Linked DNA regions of Mus musculus: all the other regions are linked to region 3. The links are chromatin loops, found by intact Hi-C in ENCODE. Cell type or tissue: heart. All regions are shown on one strand.

Region 1 (8,000 bases), 240 kb before region 3:
ATCCACTTATCAGTGAGTACATATTGTGTGAGTTCCTTTGTGATTGGGTTACCTCACTCAGGATGATGCCCTCCAGGTTCATCCATTTGCCTAGGAATTTTATAAATTCATTATTTTTAATAGCTGAGTAGTACTCCATTGTGTAAATGTACCACATTTTCTGTATCCATTCCTCTGTTGAGGGGCATCTGGGTTCTTTCCAGCTTCTGGCTATTATAAATAAGGCTGCTATGAATATAGTGGAACATGTGTCCTTCTTACCGGTTGGGGCATCTTCTGGATATATGCCCAGGAGAGGTATTGTGGGAGCCTCCGGTAGTGCTATGTCCAATTTTCTGAGGAACTGCCAGACTGATTTCCAGAGTGGTTGTACAAGTTTGCAATCCCACCAACAATGGAGGAGTGTTCCTATTTCTCCACATCCTAGCCAGCATCTGATGTCACCTGAGTTTTTGATCTTAGCCATTCTGACTGGTGTGAGGTGGAATCTCAGGGTTGTTTTGATTTGCATTTCCCTGATGATTAAGGATGTTGAATGTTTGTTTGTTTTGACTTGATTTGAGACAGGGTTTCTCGGTGTAGCACTGGCTGTCCTGGAACTCTCTCTGTGGGGCAGACTGGCCTCGAACTCACAGAGATTCACCTGCCTTTGCCTCCCGAGTGCTAGGATTAAAGGCGTGGCCACCACAACCTGGCACATTTTTTTTTCTTTTAAAACAAGGTTTTCCTCTATAGCCTAGGCTGGGCTTCAACTCCAAGACATTTTGCCTTGACCTTTTGGGTGCTGGGATGACAGGCATGTGGCACCATTTTTAACTCATTTGCTCTTCGTATGCACATGTGTGTATATGAGTGTGTATATCTGTGTGTGTGCGCGCACACACACACACATACACACATACACAGTTTCAGAACCATTGAGAGGAAATTGTCTATATCCTGCTTCTTTGCTCCTGAACACTTTAGGACATATTTCCTAGGCATAGAGGTTTCTAATACACAGAAGTTCATTTACTGCCTTTGTTTACCTTCCACCCTGCGGTTTTGTCTGCTGACCCATTCTGGCTTCTGTGACATTGCTCTCTGTCTGGGAGATGAAGCATGTTGGTTTATGTGTCCGGTGTCTTCATCCTAACAGTTCAACCGTCATCTTTGTCTCTGAACACTGACAGTTTTTGGAGAATGCAGTCCTTTAAAATGGTGAAGTAGTTGCTCCCTTTGTGTGATGTTTCCTTGGGCTTGGATCCACGTTCTCTGTTCACAGGACACTAGGTGGTAACTGTCCATCCATCCATCCATCCATCCATCCCCTGCCTTTCCCTGCATCCCATTGCCCCAGTTCTGGGATTTAAACTGGAGACTTTCAGTTGCTAAGTATGTACCCAACCACTAAACTACATATCCCATCATCCCCTGTGATGTCAATTCTGACAACCACTAAACTACATATCCCATCATCCCCTGTGATGTCAATTCTGACAGCCTGGTCAAGTACAGTTAATATTTTCCCTTCCTACTGTTAACAAGGTAGAGGACATATTTCAAAATGAGGCTAGTCATTCTCGAAGCATTTTGTTTTATTTATTTTCAAGACAGGGTTTCTCTGTGTAGCCCTGGCTGTCCTGGAACTTGCTCTGTAGACTAGGCTGGCCTTGAACTCAGAGATTATTAGCCTGCCTCTGCTTTTGAATGCTGGGATCAAAGGCTTGCGCCACCACTTCCTGGTATTTTATTGACAAGGTTTCGTGTATCCCGGGCTGGCCTCAAGCTTTCTGTGTAGCTGAGGATCACCTAGGCTTTTTACCCTTTCGACTCTATCTTCTGTATGATGGCACTGTAGGCATTCATCACCATGCTCAGTTTCATGAGATGTTGGGGATCGAACCCTGGGCTTTGTGCATGGAAGTTGAGCATTTTACCAGCTAAGCTATATCCTGAACTCTGCTTATTTAAAAATATTTTTACTAATGGGGCCGAAGAGATGGCTCAGCAGTTAAGAGCCATCTTAGCTGCTCTTACAGAGGATCTGTGTTCAATTCCCAGCCCCCACACAGCTGCTCACAACCACCTGTAACCCCAGTTCCGTGGGATCTGCCCAATGCTCTTCTCAGCCTCTTGGGGCATCACACACACAAGTGGTGCACAGACAGACACGCAGACAAAGATACTTCTGCACATAAAATAATACACTCTAAAGTAATTTTACAATGATAATCCAAATATATACAAACAGAATAAACTCCAGCATATCAGCCCATGGCCCAGTGCCACATTCTCCTACCCCATATCTAAAAGCGACGGGTTTTCCAAAGGTCACTGCATCACCCCTATCAGATGCTGTAGGAGTTACAGGCCTTCCCTCCCAGCATCATCTGCTATACACTTTTTGTATTTCCCTGGTTGTCCTGATTTTCTGTCTTCTTCTTGTGTGCTTTGCTTAATAGGGATCCAAAACAAGGCCCACAGCAGGGTGCATCTGGTGGTTAGTGCTAGTGACTCCATCAGGCTGGGTCCCCCTGTCCCTCTCTCAACAGTTATTTGGGTAGGAAATGGGGCTGCAGGCTTCCTTGGATTCTGGTTTGAGAGACCAGTGGATCACCAAGCTCTTCAGCACAATCCGCTTTTGTTTGGTGTTGGGGGTTTTGGTTCCTTGTAGCTTAGGCTGAGCTTAAATTCACTATGTTACCGAGACTGACCTTCAACTCTGATCTCATTGAGTTAGGGTTGCAGGCATTGGAACCACACTTGATGAATGTGGTATAGGGACAGGACCCAGGGTCCTGTGTATACCAGGGTCGGCACTCTACCAACTGAGCACCATCCAAGTGCCATCTCAAGCTCCTCATGCCTCCCACTTCATTAGCACATAGGAAATAGTGAGACTAATGTGTCATTGTGTCTTCATGTGTTAGCGGGATGCTTCCTCTATAGAGAGAGGCTTCTCACCAGCTGCTTAGCTCTTTTGAAGTAATTTTTACAGGAATGACTGAATCTGCCCTTTCCCCTCTAGATATGTTTTTGTTTTGGATATCTTTTGATTTTTTTTTTTTTTAACTATGTAGCCCTGGCTAGCCTGGGTCGCTCTGTATAGACCAGGCTAGCTTTGAACTCACAGAGAGACTCATGACTCTGCCTCCTAAGTGCTGGGACTAAAGGCATTTACTACCACACCTGACAGCTATTTTTGTTTGTTTGTTTGTTTTTAAAGTTCTGAATTGATTCGTTAGAATACTCCAAAGATAGTCGGTGAGGTTTTTAAAATATATACCAGTATCATTACAACTCACAAACATGAAAATACTGTTTGTATTTTTCTTACACTGCTACCCTTTACTCCCCTCCTCCTTGACTGTACCCCATCTCCTTGACACTTCCCTAGGTCAGAACTGCCCAGTCTTGGACATAGGACCACACCGGCGACTTCAGTGGACATGGCTGGGCCGGGCTGAGCTGCAGTTTGGGGACCAGACCCTGCACGTGTCCACTGTACAGATGTGGCTGCTGCTGAATTTTAACCAATCAGAGGTGCCTCTTTTGTGTCGCCCCCGGCACCCCCCCCAGGCTCCTCTTCTGCCTGCCTCTGCTCTCTCCTTCTTTGCTTCATGTCTGACGAGCACTGTTTCTCCTTACCAGGAGGTGTCAGTAGAGACCTTGTTGAGGAATTCTGACCTCTCCCCAGAGCTCCTGCACCAGGCCCTTCTGCCCCTCACCTCTGACAATGGTCCTTTAACACTGGAGGAGACTCAGGACTATCCACAGGGCGGTAAGTAATCAGGGTCTCTGCTGAACCTCTGTGGTATGCTGGGAGGCCCAGAGGGTGGGGGAGACTATACCAGAAAATGCGAGCATAGTAGAGTCTTCATTCACGTGTCCCCTCCCTGTCCTTGGGTACCTAATCGGGACTGGATTCCAGGGGTGCTGCGGCTTCGTGAGCCTAGGTCCCAGACCCATGAAGAGGTCCTGTGGCTGATACCTCCCCAGACGTATCTCAGTGTAGAAAAGGATGAGGGCCGGACCTTGGAACAGAAGAGGAACCTCTTGAGCTGCCTTCTTGTCCGGATCCTCAAAGCCCACAGGGAGAAAGGCCTGCACATCGATCAGCTGGTTTGTCTGGTAGGCAGAAAGGAGCATGCCCTAGGGAGAGGAAGGGAGCATGCCCTACGGGGAGGAAGGGAGTCACGCGTGGGTCATCTCAGGAGAAGTTAGGCTCTTCCAGTACGAAATATTCTCTAGGTCACTTTCCATCTGTTTTTTTCTTGTTATGTGTATATGATGTGTGTGTGCACACGTGTGTGTGTGTGTGTGTGTGTGTGTGTGTGTGTGTCTGTGTGTCTGTGTGTGTGTCTGTGTATGTGTGTGTTTGTATCTGTGTGTCTGTGTGTGTGTACAAGTGCAGGACAGAGGACAACCTTGGGTGCCTGTCCTCTCCTTCCCAACCTTTCGTGACGTGAGGTCTTTTGTTTGTGCCGTGGGTGAGAGCTTGCTGGCTCATGAACTTGTGGAAATTCTCCTGTCTCCGCCTCTCTTCTCTCCGTCAGCGCACCTACTCTTGCCTAACTTTGTACAGAATCCAGGGAGTCGAACTCAGGTCCCACCTGTGAACAATCACTTTATCTAGCCATCTCTGCAGTCCCGTGCCCCCACTCCCAGTCTGGGCTGTATATTGGTGATGTGAGTGCTTACCACGTGTCTGAGTAATTTGATCCTCAACAATAATACAGATAAAATTAATATATTAATAATATTAATAAATCCTACTTTTTACCACTGGGTAGATGAGAAAAACAAGGTATGAGGAGGTAACATACCTGGTCTCATGGCTGGTTGGTGTGGCTGAGGCAGGTGTGGGGCCGTGCAGCCTGGCTCCCTTGCCTAAGCCCCCTGCTTCTTTCTTTCTTTCTTTCCCTCCAGGTACTGGAGGCCTGGCAGAAGGGTCCAGATCCACCTGGGCGCCTAGGCAACGCTGCGGCAGTGGGTGTGGCCTGCTCCAGCACTGATGTTCTCTCTTGCATCCTGCATCTCCTGGGCCAGGGCTATGTGGAACGGCGTGATGACAGGCCCCAGGTCCTGATGTATGCCACTCCAGAGCCCATGGGGCCCTGCCGGGGTCAGGCAGATGTCCCCTTTTGTGGCAACAAGAACACTGAGACCTCCAGGCCTAGGTAGCCACCCTTTTCGGTGGATGAGAGGGATTACAGGGCCAAAGCTCTGCAAAACTCATTTGTTTTTTTTAATATTTATTTAGTTATTCAATATATATGAATGCTATGTCTTGACACATACCATCAGATCCCATTACAGATAGTGGTTAGCCACCATGTGGTTGCTGGGATTTGAACTCAGGACCTCTAGAAGAGCAGTGCTTTTATCCACTGAGCTAGCTCTCCCACCCCAAACTCACTTATATAAAAACATTTCCTGTTAGTCCCAGCACTAGAGAGTCAGAAGCAGGCTGATCTCTGAGTCTGAGGTCAGCCAGGGATACAGAGAGACCCTATCTCAAAAGACCCAAAACTAACCGAACAAAATCCCACTTCCTGTCTGCTCTGTCAATTTCCATGTTTTCTATTATTTCTCCTTCTTGCTAGTCTTCACCCTCTCCTACTTCACGCCTTGCCAATCAAGGCAAGAGCCATGCTCTTTAGGCAGGAGACCCAGAGACACAAGTATTGCTCTTTCTGAGCAACTCTGGTCTCAGCTGTAAGTCCATATGGAGCGATCGCTGTATACTTGCCTTGGGAATAGGCCATGCTCCAGGAAGTTTCTTCTACTGGTGAATCTGCCGGATGCTGTTCTAAGTGGCCAGAACCCCTGAAGCTTCCGAGCTCAGATGCATCTCCTGAGACGGTTACAGCATTTGCGTTCCTCCTCGTTGCCTGCATGATGTGTGGGCCGAGTTCTCTGACTTTTCTCACGCCTCCGTGTGCATGCACACCATTTGTGTGTATGTGGTGGCTGAGTACAGAGCCGGCTCTGTTCCTCTCGTGCTGCTGGCCCGCAGGTTACACTTTGCATAGGACGGCTTTAGAACTAACTGCATTGATCATTTTGAACACCGGACTGTCCCCTTCATTTAAAATCACATAGCACTGTGACCTACCCCGCTGGCTTCCAGTGCCCCCAGTCAGTGTTCCAGCCAGCTCAGCCCCACATTTACTCCCAAATCTCATCTGTGAAGGGCTCTGTTCACACAGTTGGTGTGGTTCAGGTAGTTATGAACAGGCTACTGAGGCAAGCTGGAGCCAAGGGTTTTACACAGAGAGCTGGGGACGGGGGGGGGGGGCTGTTGGGAGCTTGTTGATGGGTAAGCAGGGCAGAGATGCTAAACACTGTCTTTTCTCTCTCCCTAAGCCCAGAAGCTGTGGTGGCCCTGGCATCTCTACAGCTGCCTGCAGGCCGTACCATGAGTCCCCAGGAGGTAGAAGGATTGATGGAGCAGACGGTGCGGCAGGTGCAGGAGACGCTGAACTTGGAGCCAGATGTAGCTCAGCACCTTCTGGCTCATTCCCACTGGGGCACAGAGCAGCTGCTGCAGAGCTACAGCGATGACCCAGAACCACTGCTCCTTGCGGCAGGGCTGCGAGTACCCCAGGCCCAGGTGGTCCCCACTCGCCCTGACCAATGCCCTGTGTGCGTCACCCCCTTAGGACCCCATGACGACTCGCCCTCCCTCTGCTGCCTGCACTGCTGCTGTAAGGTGAGCGTGCAGCCTCTCCTTCCCCAGCCTTTCCACCTGGCTACGCACCTTGCAAACACTATTTCCTAACCTGGGTGAGTAGGGTTCTCTTTTCCTCCCTCCTGAGGGGAGAGCCTAGCACCTCAGCCACTGCGCTGAACCCCAAACCCAGGTATGTCTCTCAATATCCCTTCAACTAAGCTAGTTTGCCCTCTGTAACTGGGGCCACCTGCCACACTCCTCACAGAGACAGACAGACAGACAGACAGACAGACAAGGAGGAAATGCCATTAGTGTTACTCATAATCCATGGTTTCCTTAAGTTCACTCATCTCAGGACACAAATCTTTTGTCATGAATTATCATTCAATACACAAACAAATAGAAATATATAGGCCTGGAAAGGGGAGTAAGGACCCAAAGAGAGGAGAGGGCAGAGGTTCCGGGACCCAGAGTGCAAATTCCTTGCCTCCCAGATCTGCAGGCCCCAGGCCAAGCTAACACAGCGCCTGAGCAGCAGGAAGCTAACATAGTACATAGCATGAGGAACACTGCCTGTTGCCACAAACTCTTCCACCTGTGTCTCCCAGGGGTGGGTGATGTGTGGCTCTGTGCCCGCCCCCCCCCCATCTCTGCTCCTAGACACTTCTGATTTAGTTGCTTGGACTCCCTTCTCCCCACAGTTTTAGGTTTTTCTTTTATATATTCATTTAATTATAACAGGCAGGGACTTAGTATGTGTAGTGGGTAGACCCTGTTTGAGGGGGCGAGATCTGAGAGCTGCTAACAATGGCAGCTCACTCTTCAGGGGCACGAGGGCCAGTATCATGCTGTCTGTTTTCATTTCCTAGTTACTCTAATGGTTTGAAGAGTAGCGGCCTTTACTGTCCCCCTTTAAAAGGGTTGTTTATTTATTGAAACCTTGGCATGTAAGCACTTTGCTTGAAGAGGGTATCAGATGTTTCTGGAACTGGAGTTACAGATGGGCTCAAGCCACCATCTGGGAGCTGGGAACTGAACCTGGGTCCTCTGGAAGAATAGCAGTTGCTCTTAACCACTGAGCCATCTGTCCAGCCTTACTAGCTCTAGTGTACAGACGATAGATGGAGACACTCGTGGTGATACCATTTATCTGAGTCAAGATTTGAATTTTGGCAGCCTTACCCCAAACTTAACCTCTCTCCAAACTTTGGTGATAAATTCTGGAAGAAGTTACACTTGGGTGATGTCGTAGGAAGTGACTGCACAGGGAGTAGGGCTTCCCCTTTACATCGGGGCGATCAAGGGAGGACTGACTGCCAAGGGGTGACACCCCGTGAGGGAG
Region 2 (8,000 bases), 120 kb before region 3:
ACGCCTTTGATCCCAGCACTCAGGAGGCAGAGGCAGGCAGATTTCCAAGTTCGAGGCCAGCCTGGTCTACAAAGTGAATTCCAGGACAGCCAGGGCTACACAGAGAAATCCTGTCTCAAAAAACAAAAACAAAACAAAAACAAAGCTAATTTTGTAGTTGAATGTTGGGGTCATGCTTGTAATCTCAGCATTCAGGAAGCAGAGCAGGAAGATTTTTGTTGAGTTCCAGGTCAGCCAGCCAGGGCTACACACACTGTCCCATACCTTAAAAAAGCCAAGTAGACTACCACAAGCCTTTAATCCCAGCACTGGGAAGCAGAGGCAGAACTCTGTAAGTTCAAACTCATCCAGGGCTATAGTAAAATTAAATCCTCCATCAATAAGAAAACTTTAAACATTGTATACAGTGGGGCCTATGCCTTTAATCCCAGCACTTGGGAAGCAGAAGCAAGAGGATCTCTGAGGCCAGTCTGGTCTACCGACTGAGTTTCAAGACAGACAGGATACACAGAGAAACCCTCTCTTTAAAAAAAAAAAGAAGAGGAGAAGGAGGAGGGAGAGGAAGAAGAAGAGGAAGAGGAGGAGGGAAAAAAAAGAGACTTTCCATTTTGTCCAAAACCTTCATTGTATAAGGGGATCTTTTTAGATTTTAATCCAATATTTGATTTATGTTCCCTTAGCTTCTCTTTCTACTTGTACCATGATGTTCTTTTTCTAGCATACATTATATTCAGAAACAGAATCTATATCAACATACTCTTCCCACTCAGAAAGCCTTTTCCAGTGTTCTATCTTCCACTGGACACAGATACTGTTTGACTTCAGTGCTGGCACCAACTTTCAGATACATCACTCAGAAAACAACAATATTCTGCCTTCCAGAGCAAGTATGGTGCACCTGCCATAGCTGAAGCCTACCTGTCCATGTCCTGCAGACCATCCACTGGAGATCCCAGCCGGTCACTGAGCCGCCGCCGCTCTGGTGTGCTAACACAGAAGTGGTCATTGCCAACTGTGATCCTTAAACTCTCCTCCAAAGAAGAATCAGAACACAGACCAGGAGAACGTCTCTACAAAAAGTTAAAACAAAAGTGAAAACATGAACACATCTCTATGCCCAAAATGTTCTCCTTACTTATAAAATTGTTGTCTATCACGGTAAGGGACCATTCTACAATAAAAAAGAATTTAGAAGTTTCCTTAAGAGGAAAAAAATCTCTTGAGACAGTTTCTGTATAGCCCTGGCTGTCCTAGAATTCACTCTGTAGACCAGGCTGGCCTTGAACTCAGATCCACCTGCCTCTTGTTTCCCCAGTGTAAAGGCGTGCACCACCACCCTGAGAGAGGAGAGGGTGAGTTTATATTCTCCACTCATTCCTAAAAATTGTCCACTGTGTAGCAGAGGCTACACAGAAAGATTCTGTCTCAAAAAACCAAAGGGGGGGGGTGGGGAAACAGGACCTCTTTTTGTATGAAACATGGGAATAGCCAAGTAAAAATCCTGGCTCTCAGGACATAGACACACACACATTCACACACACACACACATATATGTCTAACTAAAGGAGAAGAGGCAAAACCAATTATGTTTTAAGTACTTTAAAAGACAAGGAAAAGGAGGGATCACTCAAAAGAAGATGATTAGAGGTAGTATTTCTGGGATGCTGCTACTAAATCGAAGGCACATAGGTCCTTCAAAGAAAAGCACATGTTTCAGGCCAAAGGAAACAGCTCAGGAATGAATCAGTATGCTTTGGGTAACAGAAAAGAGGCCAGGACAGCTGCAGCAATGTCACAGAGAAAAGAGAGACAAAATTAGGAAATTTGGATTTGATAATGTGATAAGAGGCACAGGAGGGTTTCAAGCATTAAAGTCATGTGAGCCAACTACAATTTCCCTCCTGATGCTTGGACTACTTGATCTCTTATCTCTTACGGTCTTAATCAAAGACTCACTTCTCATGAGGCTTTTTTCCTTGAAATTGTAACTTGATTTTGGTTTTAGCCCTTAATCACATTGAACACACCACGGAATTTCTAACTTCATCTATTTATCGTAACTGTATCTAATTCATGGCAGATGCTCAATAGATGCTTATTAAATGTATAAAATGAAGGCTGAAAATCAGTGTGGAGGCTCCAGTTAAGAGTGAGTTCCTCCAAAGGACCAGGCACTCAACCATCTTGCTGACAACCATCTCCAAGGAATCCAAAGCCTCCACAACATCTGCACTCCCACATATATACCTCATTCACAGGTACACCTGAACACACACTATTCAAAATATTTTTAAAAATCAATTTGATGGCTGAACACAGAAAAGATAAATGGTGAGTAGCAAGGCTCAATTACGAAGAAGGCAACTGTACCAATCTGAGGAAGAGGCAGCAGGGCCTTCAGAGTGGTGAGAGATGACAGGATAGCCTGGGGGCTTCCCTTGAAGCATGAGGTAAATGTTCGGGTGGTAAGAGAAAGCATTTTCCTATGGGACGGAGAACTGGAGCTGGAGTGAGTACAGCACCCAGAAGGGGGAGGCTGCAGTATTCTACTCGATTCCTCTCTAGTGAGGGCTTTGAGAAGTCTTCACAATGTGACAAATCAGTTTATGACCAGAACACTAGGGCACTGTAGTGCCAGCTGAGGGGTCACTATCACACCTGCACCTTTATTTAAAATTAGGATGCTAAGATTCCAAATCGGGTTTTACAGTTTTGTAAGCCCTACTGAGTACTACTCAGCTACACCCACCACAACCATAAATTAATCCCACATTTTGTCCCTCCAGCAGCAGCACATTTTAACATGTAAAATCGCAGGCTGTGAGAATCCAACATGTGAGCTGAACCACAGCTCCATCACTTGTGTGTCACCTTGATCAAGCTACTTAAACCTCTCTGAGCTGGTTCCTTGGCTGTGATAACACCTATTGCTATTGCTTTACCTCAAGGGACCGTGAGCCCTAAAAGATTGCTGGTAGCTGCTCTTGTGTCTCTAGCTGATGGCAGCAATCACAATGATTGATTATGCACACCTCTCGTCGGAATAACAGCTATAACTGAGACTCCATGACAGCTAAAGCATCCAGTCTGCTTTGGTTCAAGCTTTCCTCACTGGCCACCAGGCATTTCAGATGTTCTGCTAAACTCGGGCCTTAAAGCAACGAATTTGATCAAACCCAAAGGGAAACGCCAAAGCGCCAGTCAGTATGGATGAAATGCCCCTCGCCTTGGAGAACTTTTCCACATAGCAAGAGCGAAAGCCTCTTCCCCCTAGAAACCGGGCGTCCTGTTCTGTTCCAACACGGGTGACCGAACGGGTCCCGGGTCCGTTATTGTGTAAAGGAGGCACCCAGGACTGTCAGGGAGCGGGGAAGACTCGGACATTCGGACTCTGGCCTGAGGGCCCGGGGGCTGGGGACATGGGGGCAACATGGGCGAAGGGTGGGATTACCCGACTGCCGCCGCCGCCGCCTGGATGGTCTCCGCGGCCGTCCCGGGCGAAGTCGGCGCGGGACTCGCCTCGAATGCTGCCTCGGAAGCCACCCAGGCCAGGTGGGTAGTGTCGCCGGCTCCGCGGTGGCGACGGGGAGCCGCGACGGGCGCGCGGCGGGGACGGGGAGCCACGACGACCCCGCGGAGGGGATGGCGAGGCCCGGCGGCCGCGGGTCGGAGACGGTGAGGCCCGGCGGCCGCGGGGCGGGGACGGGGAGCCGCGACGACCCCGAGGCGGGGACGGCGAGGCCCAGCGGCCGCGGTGGCCTGAGGGCGAGCGGTGGCGGCGGGCGGGGAGCCGCAGCGAGGAGCAAGAGGGCGGCGGCGGCGACGAGGGGCGGCGTGTGGGGCCTGAGGAGGCGCCCACGGGACGGCCCGGCGGAGGGCCGCTCGCGCTGCCGTCTTTCGACCGGTGCGAAGAGACGGAGGAGCGGGAGCCACTGCGGTACATGGCTACCGGGAGCGCCGCGGACGCCGCTCGGGAGCGTGCCGCCACAGCCGCAGGCACCGCCGCCGCGGACACCGCAGCGCGCCGCCCTCGCGGACGGAGCGGCCCCCTCCCCGCGGCCCCGCCCCACCGGCCAGCGGTTGGAGGGCGCGGGTACGCGCCGACACGCCACACCCCCTCGTCCTCCCAGGCTCTCCCGCGGCTGGACGCGGAGAGCGGCCTCAGGAGCCGGGAGCCGTGGGGCGGAGCGCTGAGCCTGCGCGAGCACCAGGGGCGCGCGCCCTGAAGTGCGCAGGCCCCGCCTTTCGGCCCCGCGCAAAATGGCGACCGGCGAGCCGCCCACCCCCTACTCCCCCGGAGACCACGTGATGCAGAGAGACCACCCCTCTCCTCCTCCCGGCGCGGTGGGCGGGGCCGGAGAGCCCGGTGAGTGGGCGGGGCCAGGTTGTAGCGGAGGCCTCAGTAGCTTGGTTCCCAGGCTCCTGGAGCGTGCGTGCCCATAGCAATCCACCTGCTTTACAGAAATGATTATATATAGTGAGAAAGCAAACGACCCCCTACACTCACACCTAAACCCTGTCAGAAGCTACGAACCTCAACGAGTGTCCATCCCTTTTCCCCCAGAGGAAGCTTGACGTAGTCGGGTAACTTTCCAGTCCAATAACTTATAGAGGTTTAAATCGAGAAATGAGAAAGTACAGAAAAGTGAAAGTCAAACACAACAGACATCAGTAAAATTTCCAGATGTTCTAGCCAAGCATTACAGTAAAATGGTGGTGAAGGCCACTGTCGGAGCAACCCATACCGTGACAGGCCTGGCAAGTGTTTTGAGATATCAGTGGTGCAGAAACACATGGAGGCAAAAACTCATACACAGAAAATAGAAATAAATGTTTAAAAAGAAAAAGACAAGACCCTAAGGGTCAGTCAAAACATAGGAAAATAGGGCCTGGGTAGAGATGGCTCCGGAGGTCTTTTTTCTAGCACCTTCGTGGTAGTTCACAACCATTTGGGGCTCCAGTTTCAGAGGATCTCACACCATGAAAAAACCAAAAGTGAGGAAATATGTTGAACCTAGACAATAGCTTCATATTTTTCACCAGCTAAACATAAATCTTGAATTTGTGTAAAAATCACATTTCTGAGCCAGGCATTGGTGGCACAAACTTTTTAATCCTAGTACTCAGAGGCAGAATCAGGCAAATCTCAGAGTTCAAGGTCAACCTGGTCTACAGAGAGAATTCCAGGGCAGCCAGGGCTATACTGAGAAACCCTGTCTCGAAAAACAAAAAACAAAAACAAACAAACAAACAAAAAACACCAAAAAACAAGAATCAGATTTCTGAAAAGAAAAAAATATGACTTTGTTAATTTGTTTTTAAATTATGTTTAAAATATAAGCCGATTTGCTTATTTATAAATGTCATAAGCTTCCTATTTCAGAATAAAAATCTTGCTTCTGTCCCTTTTTTTTTGAGAGTCAGGTTTCACTATGCAGCCTTAACTGGTCTGGAATTTCCTATGTAGATCAGGCTAGCCTTGAAGTCATGGACCTCCCACCTGGCACCAGTATAAAAATGTTACCAGCTGTATTCCCTTACACTTGTTTGCTTTATCCTATATTATTGATATAATTTGTAAATATACGTTATTTTGATGAAAAAGCTAATCTACCAGAGGTATGTGCCCTGTCTTTATTATACTACCTATGTATGTATTTAGTTATCTCCATCTACTTTAGTAGACGAGGAAAGATAAATCACTATGTATATTTAGTTGAAGTCAATGCTTATTGTACATACTAGGGTCTCAGTTGCCTGAGGCTTGTCTCAAACTCAGTATGTATCAGAGGATGTCTTTGAACCCCTAATCCTCTGATTCTACTTCCTAAGTGCTGGGAATATAGATATGGAGTACCATTATTTAGAACCAAAATTAATACTTTTTTTCCTTTTTTTTTGTTTTTTTTTTTTTTTTGTTTTTTCAAAATGGTTTTTCTGTGTAGCCCTGGCTGTCCTGGAACTTGCTCTGTAGACCAGTGCTGGGATTAAGGGTTTATGCCACCACTGTCTGGCCAGAATCAATACATTTTAAATTGGGATTTGCTGTTCTAGTATTAACATTGTCTCCTATGTCTTTCTCCAATAATAAAGTGTTTAGGGGGGAGGTCCCCTTGTGGGTGGGACCATCTCTGGGCTGGTAGTCTTGGTTCTATAAAAGAGCAGGCTGAGCAAGCCAGTAAAGAACATCCGTCCATGGCCTCTGCATCAGCTCCTGCTTCCTGCCCTGCTTGAGTTCCAGTCCTGACTTCCTTGGTGATGAACAGCAATGTGGAAAGTGTAAGCTGAATAGACCCTTTCCTCCCCAGCTTGCTTCTTGGTCATGATGTTTGTGCAGGAACAGAAACCCTGACTAAGATACTTTAAGCAAAGGGCAAGTCTCTCCTTCTTGCCCTCCGTGCCTGCCCTCTGCAGATTAGTCCTGTGCCTCAATGGAAGTCTTTGCAGAGTCCTTTACTTTCCAACACTCTCTGGTATCGTGAACAGTAGTATTATTGCAGCATACAAATGTGCAGTCCAGGGTCCCAAAGCCTCCTGGGCACACACCTGGGTGACCAGGCTTATGAAGTGATTCTCACAGCCTTCCAAAGTTCCAGGCTCAAAACCAAACAAACCTTTAAACTTCCTTTCAGATAACAGCTCCACACTTGACGCCTGGTAAGATCAGGGAGTGGGTTAGACTTCTGTGGAAACTCTTTCTTCCCTGAGTGGAATGGTGGGAGAGGGAATGCAGAATCCAAAGGCAATTCTCCAACACGGTCCTCAGCTCTCCTCAACAGGCTGGATTAGGAACGCCAGGAGGCAGGCCGGTCCCCCATTTCTCACCGTGTCCCTCTGGGATGAAGGGATGGAGAACCCGACATCTACTAAGGGGCTTTCTGCCTTGGAGGCCTGTGCTGAAAGGTCAACGACAACAGGAAAGAATCTAATTAAAACCATCTCCCAGCTGTTGTCTGTCACCGAGTCGATGCATTCTTACTTGTCTTTTGATGAACATGGCTAAGAGCCTTCACACACCGTGGGCTGTCCTGTGGGACCCAAGTCACCTGACGAATCTCCCGTCCCTAATGTGATGATTTCCAGAAGTAGGGTTAGAGAAGGTGTGAAAGGCAAGGTGCTCTCAGTGTGGTTGTGCCTCATCAGAAGAGAAAGAGACATGGAAGTCTGTTGTTCTGCTGTGTGTGGTCACAGAGAAGACAGCCATGCACAAAGGAGAGAAGAAGCCTGAGCTGCTGACACCCCGATGTTGGACCTCTCAGACTCTACAACTATGAGAAGTAACTGTCTTTTACTATTATTTTGAGACAGGATCTTGCTTAGTTCTGGTTGGCTTCAGATTTGTAGCTGAAGATGCCCTTGGATGCCTGATCGCCCTGCCTCCCCAGGGCTTAGGGGTTGGTTACAGGCCTGTAAAGCACACAAGGCCTGAGAGACTGTCATTCTGTAGCCTGGGCAGGCCTGGAACTTACTGTATAGCCCGAGCTGACCTTGAGCTCATCACAGCCACCCTCCTGCTTCAGCCTCCCAAGTACTGGGATTACAGGTGCAAGCTGCCATGTCTTGTTAAATATCTATTATTCAAGCCTCTTGGACTAGGTACATTGTCATAGCATTCTGTTATGGTTTTAATATGAAACTGTCTCCCACAGCATTGCCTTGGAGACAATAGCTTGCCCTCGTCCCTTCCTGCATTCCATTCTCCAGTGCTGTGGTACCGATCTCTTTGTTCTGCCACATTCTTCGTGCCACGATAGACTAAATTGTCTAAAACTGAGGCAAAATGAAAAAAATCCTACCTATGTTATCTCCTCTCAGGTGTCTCTCACAGCAATGAGAGGCCAACCAGCACAGACAATGGGTATCTGAGAAGTCGAGTCAGTAATGGGGTTGTTTGCCTTGACCACGTGGTTCTTAAACCTTGGGAACTGATCTTTCTGGAGGAATTTGGAAATTCAGACTAGAAAAACCATAGACTATTTCATTTAGTGAGTAGTTTTTGT
Region 3 (8,000 bases):
TCCATCAGCAGTCTTTTACTCCTTTGTTCTTGTCACGTGTTTGCTGGATGAGGCCCGACAGATAGTCTGTTTGTTCAGGTGGGGAGCCAGGTGAGTTCTCGTGGTCACCAGCACTAGTTCTGAGCTGCATGGCTACTCTGGTTAGAACGAGTCTCTCCCTTTTGGCCTTCAGAGCCCTGTCAGTGTATTCAGCTTAGTGTAGGCAGGGGGCCAGCTCAGCTGCAGGCAGCTTATCCCAACAGGGTGAGGTTGTACTTGCCCACAGGCATGAATAGCTATTGGAGGGGCAGCAGGGCTGGTCTGGGCACAGACTGGCATCGTCTACCGCACTCATCAGCCCAGAGCAGCACCTTTGCCCAGGACCCACCCTGTGAGCTGCTGGCTGCCTGCCTGCCTGCCACGCGCCCAGGATTGCTGAGGGCTTTGCTCATGTACCTCGGGGACAGCTGCATGCCGGAAACTGGGGGCTGAGCAAACGAGACGGGGCAGGGGTGCAGTGGGGAAGGCTAAATCCAGCTTTGGTAGGATCATGAATTGTGTTAAGGACCGCTCTCTTCTGAGCAGACAGGGTGGGGCTGTATTGTAGTGTGGAGAGGTGAGGATCTTCATGGGCAATTCTTAGGGCTATACTGTTGGGTCTGTAGGCCGTAGGCTTGGCCCTTGCAGCATGGTGGTTTGTGTTTGGACGCTCTCACTGGAGGCAGAGCCTAGATTTCAGAAGCTGCAGAACCATCCAGGCTTGCACGGCAAGCGTGATGTCTACTTCTGTGATGTGCAACTTCCCAGGGTTGCAGATGTCAGAAATTGGATCTCCAAGGCTCAAGAAAGTCAAGGAGAGGTACCTTGTTTCCTGTGTGATCAGGATGCTGTGATTTGGGCTGGTGGGGGCTTTGAGAAGGACATGTGTTTATTACCTATTTATATCCTGCTAGGTCCAGGAATTAAGGCTGTATACATAGCTCAGCTGTCTTCTCAAGTCGGGATCAGTTTTCCTTTCACTTAGAAAGCAACAGCGATTACTAACTTCTCTTGGAACCGTTCTGAAGAAAAACTTTAAAGATTCTTGTAGTGTGGGCTCTACCCTGATCCAAAAGGCTCACTGCCCCTTCAAGGACGCTCACTAACTTAGTTCATCGGCAGCTGTGAGCAGACGATTTCAGTAGGGCTTAACGGTTGTCTGAGCCCACATTAATGATACCCTCTCCTAAAGGAGGTGTCTGTGACGTGGGTAGTAGGGAGATAGTCTCAGTGGGTAGGGTGCTGCTCTGGGTCAGTGAACTTGTTCACACTGATAGTGCAGAACCTGAGGAGCTGGAGGAGGCTTCTGGTGGGGCAAGGCTGGCAGGCAAAGAGGCAGAGAGCAGCATCTACGAAGGAGTCTGTCCTGCTTCCTCTGCTCTGTGTGTGTGTGTGTGTGTGTGTGTGTGTGTGTGTGTGTGTGTGTGTGTGTGTGAGTGTGTGAGAGAGAGAGAGTATGTGTGTGTGTGAGAGAGAATGTGTGTGTATGTGTGTGAGTATGTGTGTGTGTGTGTGAGTGAGTGTGTGTGTGAGAGAGAATGTGTGTGTGTGTGTGAGAGAGAATATGTGTGTATGTGTGTGAGAGTGTGTGTGAGTATGTGTGTGAGAGTGTGTGTGTGTGTGAGTATGTGTGTGTCAGTGTGTGTATGTGTGTGTGTGAGTATGTGTGTGTCAGTGTGTGTGAGAGAGTGTGTGTGTGAAGGATGGTGATCTCTGACTCCTTTCTCTTCTGCCCCTTGACCTTGCTGGGCCCTAGGCAGCCGGGAACAGAGCGTTGCAGGCCTGGGCTCTCTCTGCTGGCTAGTGTCCCTTGGGGATATTTGTTAGAACAAGGGTAGAAGTTTGAGTGAGTTGGGGATCTGAATCGGTTTCTTTTCCCACCGTCTCCAGCAACAGTGGCCTCTGGCATCAGTGGAAGCCCCTGGTGGTACCCACCCAGAAAGGGGGACAGACGTGAGTCCCATCCCTGGCTGACAGTTGGTGGGCTGCTTCCGGTCAGGTGCCCTGTGTCTTATCTGTCAGTACTCTGCTCAGCTGCTCAGTGGGTTCGCAGTGCAGGTCCTCTGCGTGCTGAGTCCCATTTCTAATGAAAGTAGACTTTGTTCTCTGAAGGCAGCTAATCGTGCCCCATGGGCTGTAATCAGGGAGAAGGTATTTAATACAGGGCAGGTGGCAACAGGCGGCCACATTGACTGGCAGATTGCAACATAGCAATTAGTAAGTGCTATCACCCTCCTCCTCAGCAGATATGAGGTAGTCTTTCCTCTGAACTGATTTTGAATAGTGAAGAATGAATGCTATGTGACAGAGGAAGGAGACAGGGTCAGCTAGGGAGGGGTAGGGGAGGTGAGGGTGAGGAGAGCCCCTTCTCCTCTTGCTTCAGGGTATTTGGGTGTCTCCCACTGTTGGGTCAGCCAGGGGTTCTGCTTGGGCACAGCTCCTTTAGTATAGACCTAGCAAGCAAGCTGTGGCCTCTATCCTGAGTCACCTGGTCCTGACTCCTAGGGACCAGGGAGGGACAGGGAGTAGAATTCTTCCCTGTTTGTTGCCAGATCTTCCTCAGAGAATCTCCTTGGCGAATAGAGGCCACGAGGCTGGCCTTGGCCGTGGCTTGCTAGTGATGACCCAAGGACCCTTCTCAGCTCAGGGCTGAACTCTGGAAAACGTTTAGGTAGAGTTATGCTCAGTCGACGCAGCAACTGGTAGCTGAGGCTCCTGGTGTAAGTGCTCTGATGGCTTCTAACTCACCGTGTTATCCTCTCCCAGCTGGGGACCACCAGGTCCAAATGGACCTTGTTCTTCCCAGGCCTGTCCTATAGTCCAGGGTAGTGATGCTAGGCCCATAGTCTGTCCAGTGCGGTCCCTCACGGGCAAGATCCAGGGAAGTCAGTAGATTGTGGAAATGGAAGCAGAGGTTCAGGTGTCCCAACATGCCCTGATATTTATGGACCTGGGACAGGGAGTGGCACAGATCTGCCTCGAGGTGTGGGGTTGGGGAACCCAGTAGGTTCTCAGTGTTCTCAGTGGATCACCCCTGCTTCTCTAGTCAGGAATGTTTCTCCCCTCGTGACACTGCTAGAAGTAACCTTTCACCCCACCTCCATCCTTAGAGTCTCATCTGCTCTTTGTGTCCTCGCCACACCCACACCATCCCCCAACCCAGACATCTGTTTGATTGCCTCTAGCCTCAGAGAAGAAAAAATGTGCTCATAGTTGCAGCCCTGACTTACCGTCACGGCAGGGCAAGCTATAGGATATGGCACCTCAGTGAGGCATGTCTGCCCACATATAGAATTACCCTGAAAGTGTCTCAGTCCGCCCTGCCTGTCCACTGTTGTCACAAGTGCCCTGGTCCCTAGAAGAGAATGCGAGCCTTGGCAGGAGTTGGGTAGGTAAGTAAAACAGGCTAAGGTGGCAAATCACACCAGGGAGCCTGCCAAGTGAAGGGTTCCTCTGCCTTCTGGAACAGACAAACAAAAAGTGCCATCGAGAGCTGGCCCTGTGGGGAGAAGGCCAGCTCCTGGAAGCTCCCATCAGTTTCTAGAAGCTTTGCCTGGCTCCTCTTTAGTCAACGGCCTTGGTCCTACCTGGTTTCCCAGGCATACACACCCACACATCCACACCTTCAAATGTTAGGCCCTGGTTAACCTACAGTGCTCTGGGACTTTTCTAGGTCCCCTCCCTCAGGCCACAGGAGTCTCTGTGGTTAGATCCCTACTCCAGGTTGAGCACCTACTGGGGCGAGGCCCTCTGGAGGACAGCCCCTGTGGTTGTATGTTGTTTGTTCTCTCACCCCAGGAATGTGGTGTCCTTTCTGGCCCTCCCAGATTCCTGTGCAGGGAGTCAGCCTGACAGCATGCTGCTTGTGCCCTGTGGGGACACGTTCTGCCTCCTGTCAACGGGGCGGAGGCTGGTGGCTCGTGCTTCACTATTACAAGCTCTCCCCCAAATCCAGGCCAGGAACCTTAGAGAGGAGAGTCCTACTCCTGCTTCCCCGCCCTCCTCTGCCCCCACCCTGCTGCCCCAGGCCTGCTGGAATGTGACAGGAGTCATGGCCAGGGCATGTCCCAACAGTAGGAACACATGCTTTAGCCCGCAAGACCGCCTTCAGCCCCCAGCTCTGTAGCTCTGTTTGGGTTGATGGGGGTAGGAAGAGGTTTGTATTTTTTTTTTTTAAATGCTCAGAAAGCCACCTAGGGTTACTGTTTGCACTGATCACTGGCGGCTGCTGCCCCCATGCGGCAGCCCAGCTTATTACAGGTACGCCTCAATCCCGGGAAGCTGAGGGGACTTGGCAGCTCACTTGGCCCAGCCATTGGCAGTGGTGTGTGTAGAGCAGGCTTTGGCAGTGGGGAGCACGTTATCCAAGCGCTTGGAGATGCTGGAGCAGCCTTGGGCCTCAGCTCCCCGGGCTCGGGGTTAAATGTTTTCTCTTTTGAGCGTGTGTCGGTACTTACTTAAGCACAGTGTGCTTGTGGAGGTCATCAGGCTTTGCAGCAAGCATCGTTACCTACTGAGCCTTCTTGCCAGCCCCCCACAGTTACGGTTTATAGACTAGCGGTTCTCGGCCTCAGGGCTGGTGACCTTTGCCTTGCCACCTCCGGTATGCTGGCTGCCCTGTGTGTGGTAGGTTTAGTCGATATTCTGACTTTGACTCACCGGTAGTACCTCCCCATCTGCAGATTGTGAAAATTAAAAATGTCTCTAGACATTTGCCTGTTAACCCTGGGAGAAGCAGGGGGTAAACTCACCCTGGTTGAGAATCACTGCTCTGAACTGCTGAGGTTTGGATTTTGTTTCTCGGGTCTGCCTTCGCTCATTGGCAAGTTTATTGTACACTGTGGTACACAGAAATGGTCTCTGGGCTCATTTAGTCATTGCTAGGGGGTCTGCCGTACCATCGTCATCTTGCTCCTTTGCCAGGCCCTTTGTAGTCTCATTTGTAGTCTGCATTCCCCAGGATTCCCAGCTCTCTGTAGACTCTGAGAAGCCTAGGAGTGAATGGGACACAGACCAGTACCGGCCTATTCCAGAGCAGGGTATGTGCTGAGCGGAGGCAGCGTACGAAGTACATACATAAACACGCAGGCGTTGTTAGGGGAAGCCAGGTACTCGTTAATGCTAGCTGGTTTCCTTTTTGAGTTGATTTCACTTCATAAAGCAGGCTACTCTCAGACTATTGATCTTCCTACCTCTGTCGCTTGCTCCTAAGACCCACTGTGCTGTGGTCTCTTTGCTTACTGTTTTCTGGGAGCCTTCAGGTCCCAGACTGGACAGGCAGGCAGCTGACACCGGGTTTCCACTTTCTCCCCTTCTCTGGTTTCAGGAGCTCTTGGCTAGAGGAAGTAGAGGGGCCGTGGGATGTGGAGAGCCGAAGGCTGATTCCAGGAGAGCAGAACAGAGAGCTGCCAGCGAACAGACGGTATGTCCCGATGAGGCCTGCATTCTATACTTTGTTCTCTTCTGGGAGGCTGGTAGGTGAGCAGCCATATAGGTGCTCTCTTCCAGTGGGAGCCAGCACAGAAAGGAGGTGTGGCCAAAGGGGCTTGGCCTTTGTTGGCAGTGTCCAGAGAGCACTCTCAAGCTTGGAGACCCTTATCCAGGAGCCTGGGCTGGGTCGCTATCCCCAGACTTAGAAGATTTGTTCACAATTTATGGAAGGAAAACCTGAACTTAACATTGCCTAGTGCTGAGCACTGTTTTTGTTTTAGACAGTCTCGCTATGTAGCCCAGGCTGGCATCTGCCTTCCCAGTGCTTTAGATTGCAACTGTGTGTCACTGGCAGTGTCTCTCTGTTTGTTTGTTGAGGCAGAGTTCCAGTGTGTAGGATTGGCCTGAGGTGCACTGTAGACCAGTCCTGGAGCTTCCAGAGGTCCACTCTGCCGGCCTAATGTGGCAGTGCCCTTGTGGACCAATGGAGTCTGCACAGCAGCCTAGGAACTGCTGCTGCTTATACCCTCACCTACTTGAGCAAGATGGATGCTGTGCAGCTCTCTGCCTACAAGGGACAGTGTGGGCTGCTGTTGAGTCTCTCCACCCCACTTAGCCAAGTGTGCTCCTCCTGGGGCCCAGCTGGGAGCCCTTCTCACCTGTCTGTTCTCCATTGGATTCTAGCCCTCATCTCCAGCACTCCCCTGATCCATCCGGCCTGACTCACCAGAGAGCAGCCCTCTAATGACCCAGCGGTAGCTCAGGTCTATCTGCCTGTGGGGTCAGTACACATCCCTGGTCATCTTTGAATGTTCAGGCCAGAGACACCTTAGAACGCCTCTCGTTAGTTTATTTTCTGTGTGAGGAAGTGGGTAGGCACGGGTTGCATGTGCCATAGTGCCACTGTAGAGAAAGGGATGGCGGGGGGGTTCAGTTGTCTCCTAATGTAGGATCTGCTCCTAAGGTGGTCAGGAGCAGGAGGTGCCTAACCCACCGAGCCATCTCAGTGGCCCTTCCAAGGCTCGAGACTACACCTCTGAGCCTGTCTCTGCTTCTCTCAGCAGGAGACGAGCCCATACCTTCCAGGATGAGCAGTGCTGCCCCTGCTAAGAAACCTTACCGTAAGGCGCCTCCAGAGCACCGAGAGCTACGCCTGGAGATTCCCGTGTCCCGGCTCGAGCAAGAGGTCAGCAAGGCTGGGGTCTGGCCCTGGCTGGCAGAAGCAGGCCCCTGAAGGTGTCTGTCAGCTGGCCTCTCAGGCCTGAGGTGCTGGGCATGGGTTAAGGCGAGAGACTCACATTGCTGATAGAGCTGTAGTTGTGCTTGGGGGTGGGGGTGGGGGGCTGTGTGTATGTGTTCACACGTCAGGGAGCATTAGTCTTTGCAGCTCAACAGAACTGTCACAGCCAGTCCCAGGTGCTGGTGGAGGAAAGGCGTCCAGCTTTGGCCTCTAAGGAGGCAGTGCTCTAACTGCTGCCCACCGCAGCTGCGCGTCTCTGTGCGCCCTTCCACCAGCTTGCTTTTGTTTAGCTACCTTGATAACTTCACACTCTGTCAAGAACCATGCTAGGCTTGCTCTCAGACGGCCTGTGGGCCACTGCCAGACACTCTAGCTTGGCTCTCAAGACTGGGCGGTTAATCAGCTTGTTCCTAGCGCCGTCCCCCTCCCTGTGCACAGAGTGGTCTCAGCTGTTGAGGATCAGGGCTATTAGTGAGGGAACAGAGGTTCCATGAGATGGAGCCTTCACTGTGTATTGTTGAGTAGGGTCAGATCCAGTGATCAGGCTCTAGAGTCTGATCTGAGCCATTTGCCTCTGTGCTTCTTCATGACCTGCGCTAGACATCCAAAGTCATTGGGGCAGGGGATCAATGCAAGACACAAAATGGTTTAGTGGTACAAAGTTATATTGGAAGATGGAGGCAGGAAGCTGTAGTTACTTGGTGGGTTTGAATTCAACCTAGACTGTCTGAGAACAAGCACTCACTCACCATCCACAAAGCCCTTTAGCATCTTGTTCCCTAGAGGCCCTCCAGCCATTCAGGTTGGCTCCTCAGTCTCCGAGGTCCTCTGGAGGGCCTGAGAGGCCTCCGTCAAAACTCGGAACTTTCAGTTTGGCTTGACTCCCTCACTTCCTTGGAAAATCTGTGCCATGCTTGTAAGGAGCTTGACCGACAGCTAGGTGCTTTATCCTGGGGGATAGGTGACATGGGTACCTGATCCCCTTTGAAGATGGCTTTAGGATTAAGGGTAGATGTTGGAAGGGTCTAGAATTTTCTGGTTGACAGGGGAAAGGGTACTGTAAGCTTACCAGATGTTTCTAGATTTCATCCATTTCTGGAGGGCCTGTCACTTTCCGTGACGTGGCCTTTTCCAGGGCTCTGAGCCAACCAGGAGGCCAGTGCTCTGGAGCTGAGTCCCAGGCTTCCCCTCTTTTTTTGTCCAGGAGTCCCTGACTGACGCAGAGCGGATGAAGTGAGTATTGGCTGCCCGTCCCTGGACTGTGTGCTGTGCCCTTTCAATCCCTGCTGGGCTCTGGGGACTCCCAGGCTCC
Region 4 (8,000 bases), 130 kb before region 3:
GGAGAGGTGGGTGACTATACAGGCACACATGAGCACAATCTATGTGTGAATTTTCATGAGTTAGGTTCTGGGAATCAAACTCAGGTCATCAGGTTTGCTCCCAGCCCTGTGGCTAAGGGGTCTAATTATGTAGCTCAGGCTGGCCTTAACTCTCACTGTGCTCTAACAGGCCTTGAATCCTCCCTTATACACTAGTCTCTCGGCTGCTGGGATTATAGGTGGGTCCCATCCTATCCAACTTGTTTTCCTATCTATTGATGACCAAAAGAAAAAATGCACAAGTCAGACTACTGTGGAGACAGGAAACTCTAGAACACTAATCAGCCTCCTTTTGTTTCTCTAAGTGCTTCAGTACTGGCTCAGAAACCGTTAGTCAAACTAGAACTCTTGCCTGACCATCTTTTCATAGGAAAGAAAAACAATGCCAAGGCCAGGAATGGTCTCTAAAAAGCACACAGGAAGGGGATGGCTCCAAAATAGAATCATTTCATTTCTAGTCTAATGTCCTACAACTCATAAATTGTCTTCTAAAGGGATTTAAAAAAAATCAGGATTATTTTCTTTTGCCCTCAAGCTTCATTTCCAAGAAACTCACATTCCAAGATTCCTATAGGGCTATTCAATTTAAAGAGGGGGAAAAAAAATCAAGGAGGAGACTCTCCAAAATGTATTTAGAAAGTAATCTGGCAACAGAAGCCCTTGTTGATACGCTATGAGCCTACAGTTTAATTTGAGAATCCTAAAAGGGGTTGCTGACTGTTAAGCCTAACAGTATTATACAGCAATGTTACACAGACTGCCAACAGAAATTCCACAGAGACCTGCAAGGAAGGCTTCATGTCCGCTTCAATTCGTTTCTTCAGAATGGACTTCTTGGGCATCATAGGTACTTCCTCAGGCCGCTGCAAAGAATATCCAGGCTCTGATGTGGTTAGGACTCCTGCCAAGCCAGGGATGGAACAGCCAATCTGATCATCACCAACACCCACCAGCTCTTGACTCAAGCTCCTACTTTGTTCCTCTTCTTCCTCTCGCTTTCGCCTGGCAAGGTCCAGTTCTCGAAACTCGGGATCTAGAAACCTAGGGCTTGGGCTGCTTCTTCGCTGCCGATAGTTTCGAGTCCCAGATGTAAAACTTGAGTGATCCCCTCCTGAGCTGTGTACCTTCTCTGTGTCATCATAACGGGGCCTTTTGGCCTCCCGGCTTCTTTCCTCAGATCGTATGGAATAGGAGGAGCTTTTAAGTTTGTCTCTATTCCGCTCTGTTCCCCTCAACAATTCATCATGACAACTGCTCTGGGGACTAAACTCAGGTCGATGCAGAAAAGTTTCTCTTGTTCGGTAGTCCTCATCAAGTTGTCCCAAGAAGGGACTAAGTGGTCCCTCCTCCCGAGAAATGTATCGTTCAAGACCCCGAGAACACTGGGAGCTTCGAGTGAAGACAGAATCATCAGTCAGGTCATCCCTGAGGAAAGAAACAAGCATCATTGAATATACTGGACTTGGAGAGAGGAAGGCCAATGCTAAGATAATGTAATTTAGAAGTGGACCATAGAATTCTTAAAGCAAAAGTAAATAATTATGAAATCCAAAGACAGATTACACATGGAACATTTCCTTTCCTTTCTCAGTGTCATGAAATGTCACAAGCAGCTTTAGACTCTAATCAAGAGGTGTTACTACTAATACATCTAACAGAATTCTTAGGCTAATTACTTTTAAATTAGTCTGAGGACCAAAGTACCACACACACTAGAGCTCAGGAGATACAAAACCATCACAAATAGGCTAGAAAAAAGCTTTAGCAGTTAAGAGTGCATAATATCTTCTACAAGACCCAAGTTTAGCTCCAGTACCTATGTTCAATGGCATACTCCAATTTTAGGAGATTGGACAGCCTCTTCAGATTATGAGGATGCCTGCATTCACATGAACACACTCACACAGAAACACACACACAAAAACTGAAAAATAAAAATAAATCTTAAAAAGCCTACAAAGAATCCTAATTGATACTTGACTAGCTAGACCAGGTACACCTTTAATCCCAACACCAGGGAGGCAGGTGGATCATTCTGAGTTCCATGGCTACAAACTGAAACACTTGCCTTGGTAAAACAACAAGAACAACAAAAAACCCCAAAAGGACTGGAAAGATGGCTCATTGGTTAAAGAAGCACTGTATGTTCTTCTAGAGGACATGGGGACACATGGGTTTGATTCACAGCACCCATATGGTGGTTCACAACCATCTAAAACTTCAATTTCAGGGGATTCAATGCCTTCTTCAGGCCTCCTCCTCAGATACCATGCATGCCCGTAGTAAACATACACACATACACACAACACACACATATATGTACATATACATATATATGTGTGTTATATGTATATGTTTTTAAAATGAAACAATAACAAAAATACCTGACTAGCTAAATTCAAGCTCTTTGTCAGGACTAGCAGCCCTGGCATTAACTGGGAATTTATTAAACACCAATAATTTTAAGCAGACATGATGGTGAGCATCTGTAATACTGGTAAGTGTACTGAGTTAAGAGCCAACTTGGGTTCTAGCAACTTTTGAGGACAGATTGGCTAGAGGACACTCGCTCAAAAACAAAACAAGAAATATAGATTCTTAGGCTCTATCCCAGGTCTACTGGACTAGAGCTTGAATTTTAATGCGATTTCTAAGTGATTTGTATGTTCTGTAAAGTTTGAGAAACAACATTCAAGAACAATGGCTTTCAGCCGGGCGGTGGTGGTGCACACCTTTAATCCCAGCACTTGGGAGGCAGAGGCAGGTGGATTTCTGTTTTTGAGGTCAGCCTGGTCTACAGAATGAGTTCCAGGACAGCCAGGGCTATACAGAGAAACCCTGTCTTGAAAAAACAAGAAAAAAAACAAGGAAAAAAAAAAAAAGAACAATGGCTTTCAAGCTTTGTTCCATAGTTTAGGGTTGTTTCTTTTTCTTTTTTTTTTAAATAAATAAATAAATATTTATTTATTTTATGTATATGAGTACACTGTTGCTGTCTTCAGACATACCAGAAGAAGGTATCAGATCCCATTACAGATGACTGTGAGCCACCATGTGGGTGCTGGGAATTGAACTCAGGACCTCTGGAAGAGCAGCAGCCAGTGCTCTTTACCTCTGAGCCATCCCTCCAGCCCTAGGGTTGTTTCTTAACCTGTTCTGCTTTCCTTAGCTGTGCAGGGGATAGAATCTGAGCCTCTCCATCCACAGGCCTATCACTGAGCATGTGCATTTCCACCCACAGATGTTCGACAAAGCACTAGGAGCTTCCTAAAGGAAGATGCTAGGAAAGCAGAGGTCCCAGACTCCCCACTCATCTAAGCTGGACCAGTCCCAGCTTCATGTCTAGACACTCAAGCCTGACCTAGTTCTCCTGGGGGAAAGTTTCATTATAAGAATTACTAAGAACTGTTTGGCCCTGTTCCTTCCTGCCTTGCCTGGGTAACTAAAGGACTCAGAAATAAGTGATGCTCTGGCTCACTGTGAATTTTTATTGTTCAGAAATACAAAGGTCTCAGACCTTTGCAGCATAAAAATCAAAATTCAGGATGAGGTAGTTTCCCTTCTAGCCCAGAGGCAGATAAAAAAAATTAAGCCATTTGGCAGCACTATGGCCACAGAACTTCTAAGACCCAAACCACAAGGATTCTGATATAAATTGTAGATAGAAATAAAGGTCCTCTAGGATTTTTTTGTTTTGTTTTCCAGGACAGGGTTTTTCTGTGTAGCTCCTGCTGTCAAAGAACAAGCTTTGTAGACCAGAGATCCACTTTGGACAAGCTTTGTAGACTCCTAAGAGATCCACCTGGCTCTGCCTCCCACATGCTAGGATTAAATATGTGTGCTACCACTGCCCGGCTCCTCTAGATTTTGAAATTGCATTACATTTTTTTTGTATGTATACGTGTGTGCATGTACTTGGGCACATGTGTGGAGGTCAGAGGACAATCTGTGGAAGTTGGTTCTCTCCTTCTATTCTATGTGTTCTAAGTAGCTCAGGCCCTCAGGCTTACTTACTAGCAAGTTCTTTTACCTGCTCAGCTGTCTTGCTGGCCAGGAGTCTTCTACAATTTTAGAAATCTAATTTCATCTAGGAAAACAGGAAAAAGGAAAGAAGGAAGGCAGGCAGGCAGGCAGATAGACAGGGAGGGAGAGAAAAAGAAACCAGGTCATCTTAGAAGCTAGGAAGCTGAGGCAAGATTATCTCCATAAGTTTGAGTCCAGATTGGATAGAATGAGTTCCAGGCCAGGCAGGGTTTTAAGGTGGAACTCAGTCTCAATAAAATAAAATAAAATCTGAGACTGGAGAGATGGCTCAGTGGTTAAGAGCACTGACTGCTCTTCTACAGGACACGGATTCAATTCCCAGCAACCACGTAGCAGCTTACAACTACCTATAACACCAATTTCAGGGGATCTGACAGACATAGATGAAGGAAAAACATCAATGCACATAAAAATAATCATAAAAAGCTTTATAAAAAATCCAGAATGAATTACCATTCATTATTATTAATGAAAAATTATTAATAACTGTTTCTTTTTTAATTTTAAAAAGATTTATTTTAATTTGTTTATTTATGTGGGTTCATATGTTCTATTATGCCCAGGAAGGCAGAATTTGGGGTCGTCTGCAGCTGGAGTTCTAGGCGTTGAGAGCTGGAAATGTAACTTAGGTCCTCTAAAGGGTCAGTGAAGGGTCTCAACCACAATGCTCTCTCTCCAGTCGCCTAGGTTATTGTTTCTAATAACTTTTGTGTTTCTACAAATGACCTTTTAAAAGTATTAGATATCTTTATGTGCACAGATGTTTTGTCTTCAAGTCTGTCTGTGCACCAAATCCAAGCATGGTGCCACTGGAGGCCAGTAGAGGGCATCGGATACCCTGGAACTAGAGTTATACATGCTTATGAGCTGCCATGGAGGTGGTTAGGAATCAAACCTGGGTGATTTAGAAGAAAAGCCAGTGCACACACACACTCTCTCTCTTTTTTAAAGATTTATTTATTTAATGTATATGAGTACAATGCTCCTGTCTTCAGAGACACCAGAAAAGAGCATTGGATCCCATTACAGATGGTTGTGAGCTACCATGTAGTTTCTGGGAATTGAACTCAGAACCTCTGGGAGAGCAATCAGTGTTCTTAAACACTGAGCCATCTCTCCAGCCCCCAAGCCAGTGCTCTTAACCAGTGATCTATCTCTTTAGCCCCACAGAAATTACCTTTAAAAAGAAACATGGGAGCCGAGCAGTGCTGACACACGCCTTTAATCCCAGTACTCGGGAGGCAGAGGCAGGTGGATTTCTGAGTTCAAGGCCAGCCTGGCCAGGGCTATACAGAGAAACCCTGTCTCGAACCTCCCCCCCCCCCCCAAAAAAAAAGAAAAGAAAAGAAAAGAAATACGAGGCTGGCAAGGTGGCTTGGGAAAGAGCACTGATTGCTCTTCCAAAGGTCCTGAATTCAAATCCCAGCAACCACATGGTAGCTCACAACCATCTGTAATGAGATCTGACGCCCTCTTCTGGTGTGTCTGAAGACAGCTACAGTGTACTTATGTATAATAATAAATAAGTCTTTGGGCCAGAGCGAGCAGGGACTGAGTGAGCGGGGCAGACGGGAGAGAGTGGGGTTGACTGGAGTGAGCAGAGGTCCTAAATACAATTCCCAACAACCACATGGAGGCTCACAACCATCTGTACAGCTACAGTGTACTCATATACATAAAAATAAATAAATCTTTAAAGAAAAAGAAATATGGATAATGTTGAGGATTTAATGTATTATGAAACAAAATAAACTAAGAATGACCTCTGAAATCAAACACCACTGAAATAAAAATTTTACTCTATCAAGTATAAAGACAGGGAGATATGTCTATGAGTTGACTCTCAGCAAACCATCAACCAATAAGTCTCATATTAGTTTAGGAGGAAGACCCCATAACCTATGCGTATAGCAGCAAGGTCACCTATGTTCTACTCCTCACTATAATTAGGACATATCACCACCAAAAGAAACATTAGCCCAAGACCTAATACAATACTAAGCCCTCTTAAAAGCCTCAGTGCAGACCCAGAAAGTCCAGCAAAAGGGGATATAATAGAAGAAGACACAAGAAAAGTTAGGAAAAAAACAAACCCACAAGTTATCATGTAAATATAGTCCAGAGTCAGACTGCTTTCTGGAAATTCATTCGTTTTTCTTAAGGACTCCCAGGGTTAAAGAGAACTGGCTGTCATGAGAGAAAGCTCTGGAGCTAATGAGATGGTTCAATGAACACCTGCTATTTTTCCAGAGGATTTGGAGTCTCCAGCACCTATATAGAAGCTCACAACCATCTGAATCTCCGGTTCTAGGGCACCCAAAATAGACTCTGGACTTGCAAGTGGTACGTATGTATACAGACACAGAGGCAGGGTAGACATTCAAGACACACAGAATTTTAAACTTAAAAAAAAAAGTGAGTACTAAAAAGAATCATAATTTCCAGTCACTTGTGATACACTAAGCACTAAGGAGGCAGAAGCAGGCAAATCTGTACATTTGAGGCTAGCCTGGTCTACAGAGGTAGTTCCAAGAGAGTCAGGATTACACAGAGAAACCCTGTCATGAAAAAACAAAAACAAACAGGCAAACAAACAAAAAAAATCACAATTGCCTTTAGCCTAGAACAGTTCAGTGACAGACACTCTAAAAGCTTTGGCTAAGCTAAGTATGGTGGCACACAACTTTAATCCCAACAATCGGGAGGCAGAATAGGAGGATCTAAGTGAGTTCTAGGCCAGCCTAGACTACATAGTGAGTTCCTAGACAGTGAGACTGTTTCCAAACAACAGCAGCAGTAGCAGCAGCCTTGATTAAGACCAATTGATTCTGTTTTATGTTGGTTTTAGTTTTTTGAGACAGGGTTTCTCTGTGTAGCTCCGGCTGTCCTGGAACTCACTCTGTAGATCAGGCTGGCCTCAAACTCAGAAATCCGCCTGCCTCTGCCTCCCAAGTGCTATGATTGAAGTGTGAGTCACAACCACCCAGCTGACTCTTATGTGCAAGCTAATAGAAGTTTACGTAAAAGCAAGAGGTTTTGCTGGTCAGTGGTGGCACACACCTTATTCTACTCCAGAGCACTTGGAAGGCAAAGGTAGGCAGGTAGCTGTAAGTTGAGGCCAGCCTAGTCTACATATCAAGTTCCAAGATAGCCAGGGCTATTTTTTTAAAAAAAATTAGATGTGGTTAATAGGAATATGTAATTTATTGTCTATTTTTAAAAATTATTTTAATAACATACATTAGTTGTATAAAGTAACACATTATGACATTTCCTATACGCATGTTAGATTGTATTTTCCCATTGCCCTTTTTTATCCCTTTCATCTTTCCTACTGATCCTTTCCTAATACCAAATACTATTCTAATTTTTGTGTCTGTTTACAAATTTTCATTAAGAAAATTTAAAATGTAAGGCTAGAGGTATAGCTCAATGCCATAGTGTTTGCCTAATAAACACAGACTTTGAGATTAGTTTTGTAGTATCAGGAGATACCACAAAAGTAAAAAAATAAAATAAAATATCTGTCCATAGCAGTGATTCTCAACCTATAGTTGCAATCCCTTTGGGGTTGAATGACCCTTTCACAAGGGTTGAAAATCAGTATCCTACATATCAGATATTTACATTACAATTTATAACTAGCAAAATTACAGTTATGAAGTAGCAACAAGAATAATTCTATGGTTGGGGGTTACCACATGAGGAACTGTATTAAAGGATCGCAACATTAGGAAGGGTGGGAACCACAAAGAAGCTTGTACAACAACATTCATAGTAGAACTATGTATAACAACTGAAAAACAACCCAATGATAGTCACCCATTTACTAATAATAAATAAACAGAATTTGGTATATGCGTACAATGAAATATTAATGGCAATAAAAAGGAACACCATAAACATGATGAGCCTTA

The links. Hi-C counts contacts between places; a loop is a spot of excess contacts. Peaks named below come from ENCODE experiments on the same cell type or tissue, not always from the same donor. Only the 100,000 strongest peaks of a DNase experiment are listed, where the experiment ranks them.
Region 1: a loop joins it to region 3, with 3 times the contacts of the local background. A loop is called at or near these places in 6 of 42 quality-filtered maps.
Region 2: a loop joins it to region 3, with 2.3 times the contacts of the local background. A loop is called at or near these places in 24 of 42 quality-filtered maps.
Region 4: it touches region 3 in a loop (4-fold over the local background); 24 of 42 quality-filtered maps call a loop at or near these places.

Annotation. Positions count from the first base shown.
Region 1 is chr17:46,506,964-46,514,963 of GRCm38, reverse strand. Cul9 (cullin 9) reads left to right here. Exons shown (of 41, transcript NM_001081335.2): 27 at 3,380-3,525; 28 at 3,634-3,763; 29 at 3,914-4,113; 30 at 4,912-5,162; 31 at 6,352-6,697. Among named protein-coding and RNA genes, the nearest start is that of Dnph1, 14 kb to the right of the region's middle. In heart, a CTCF peak has its summit at 3,639 (motif pointing right); no DNase peak of the experiment used is centred here.
Region 2 is chr17:46,379,782-46,387,781 of GRCm38, reverse strand. Zfp318 (zinc finger protein 318) reads right to left here and starts at 4,016. Exons shown (of 10, transcript NM_207671.4): 1 at 3,452-4,016; 2 at 919-1,070. The coding sequence starts at 3,943. In heart, a CTCF peak has its summit at 4,198; DNase peaks (open chromatin) are centred at 3,381 and 4,181; H3K4me3 peaks cover 2,618 bases; H3K27ac peaks cover 1,862 bases.
Region 3 is chr17:46,262,323-46,270,322 of GRCm38, reverse strand. It overlaps Tjap1 (tight junction associated protein 1), which reads left to right. Exons shown (of 10, transcript NM_001252474.1): 3 at 5,345-5,440; 4 at 6,513-6,634; 5 at 7,893-7,921. The coding sequence starts at 6,536. Among named protein-coding and RNA genes, the nearest start is that of Lrrc73, 12 kb to the right of the region's middle. In heart, a CTCF peak has its summit at 4,263 (motif pointing left); DNase peaks (open chromatin) are centred at 322, 4,252 and 7,802; H3K27ac peaks cover 581 bases.
Region 4 is chr17:46,390,126-46,398,125 of GRCm38, reverse strand. Zfp318 (zinc finger protein 318) reads right to left here. Exons shown (of 10, transcript NM_207671.4): 3 at 822-1,464. Among named protein-coding and RNA genes, the nearest start is that of Zfp318, 10 kb to the right of the region's middle. In heart, a CTCF peak has its summit at 4,887 (motif pointing right); no DNase peak of the experiment used is centred here.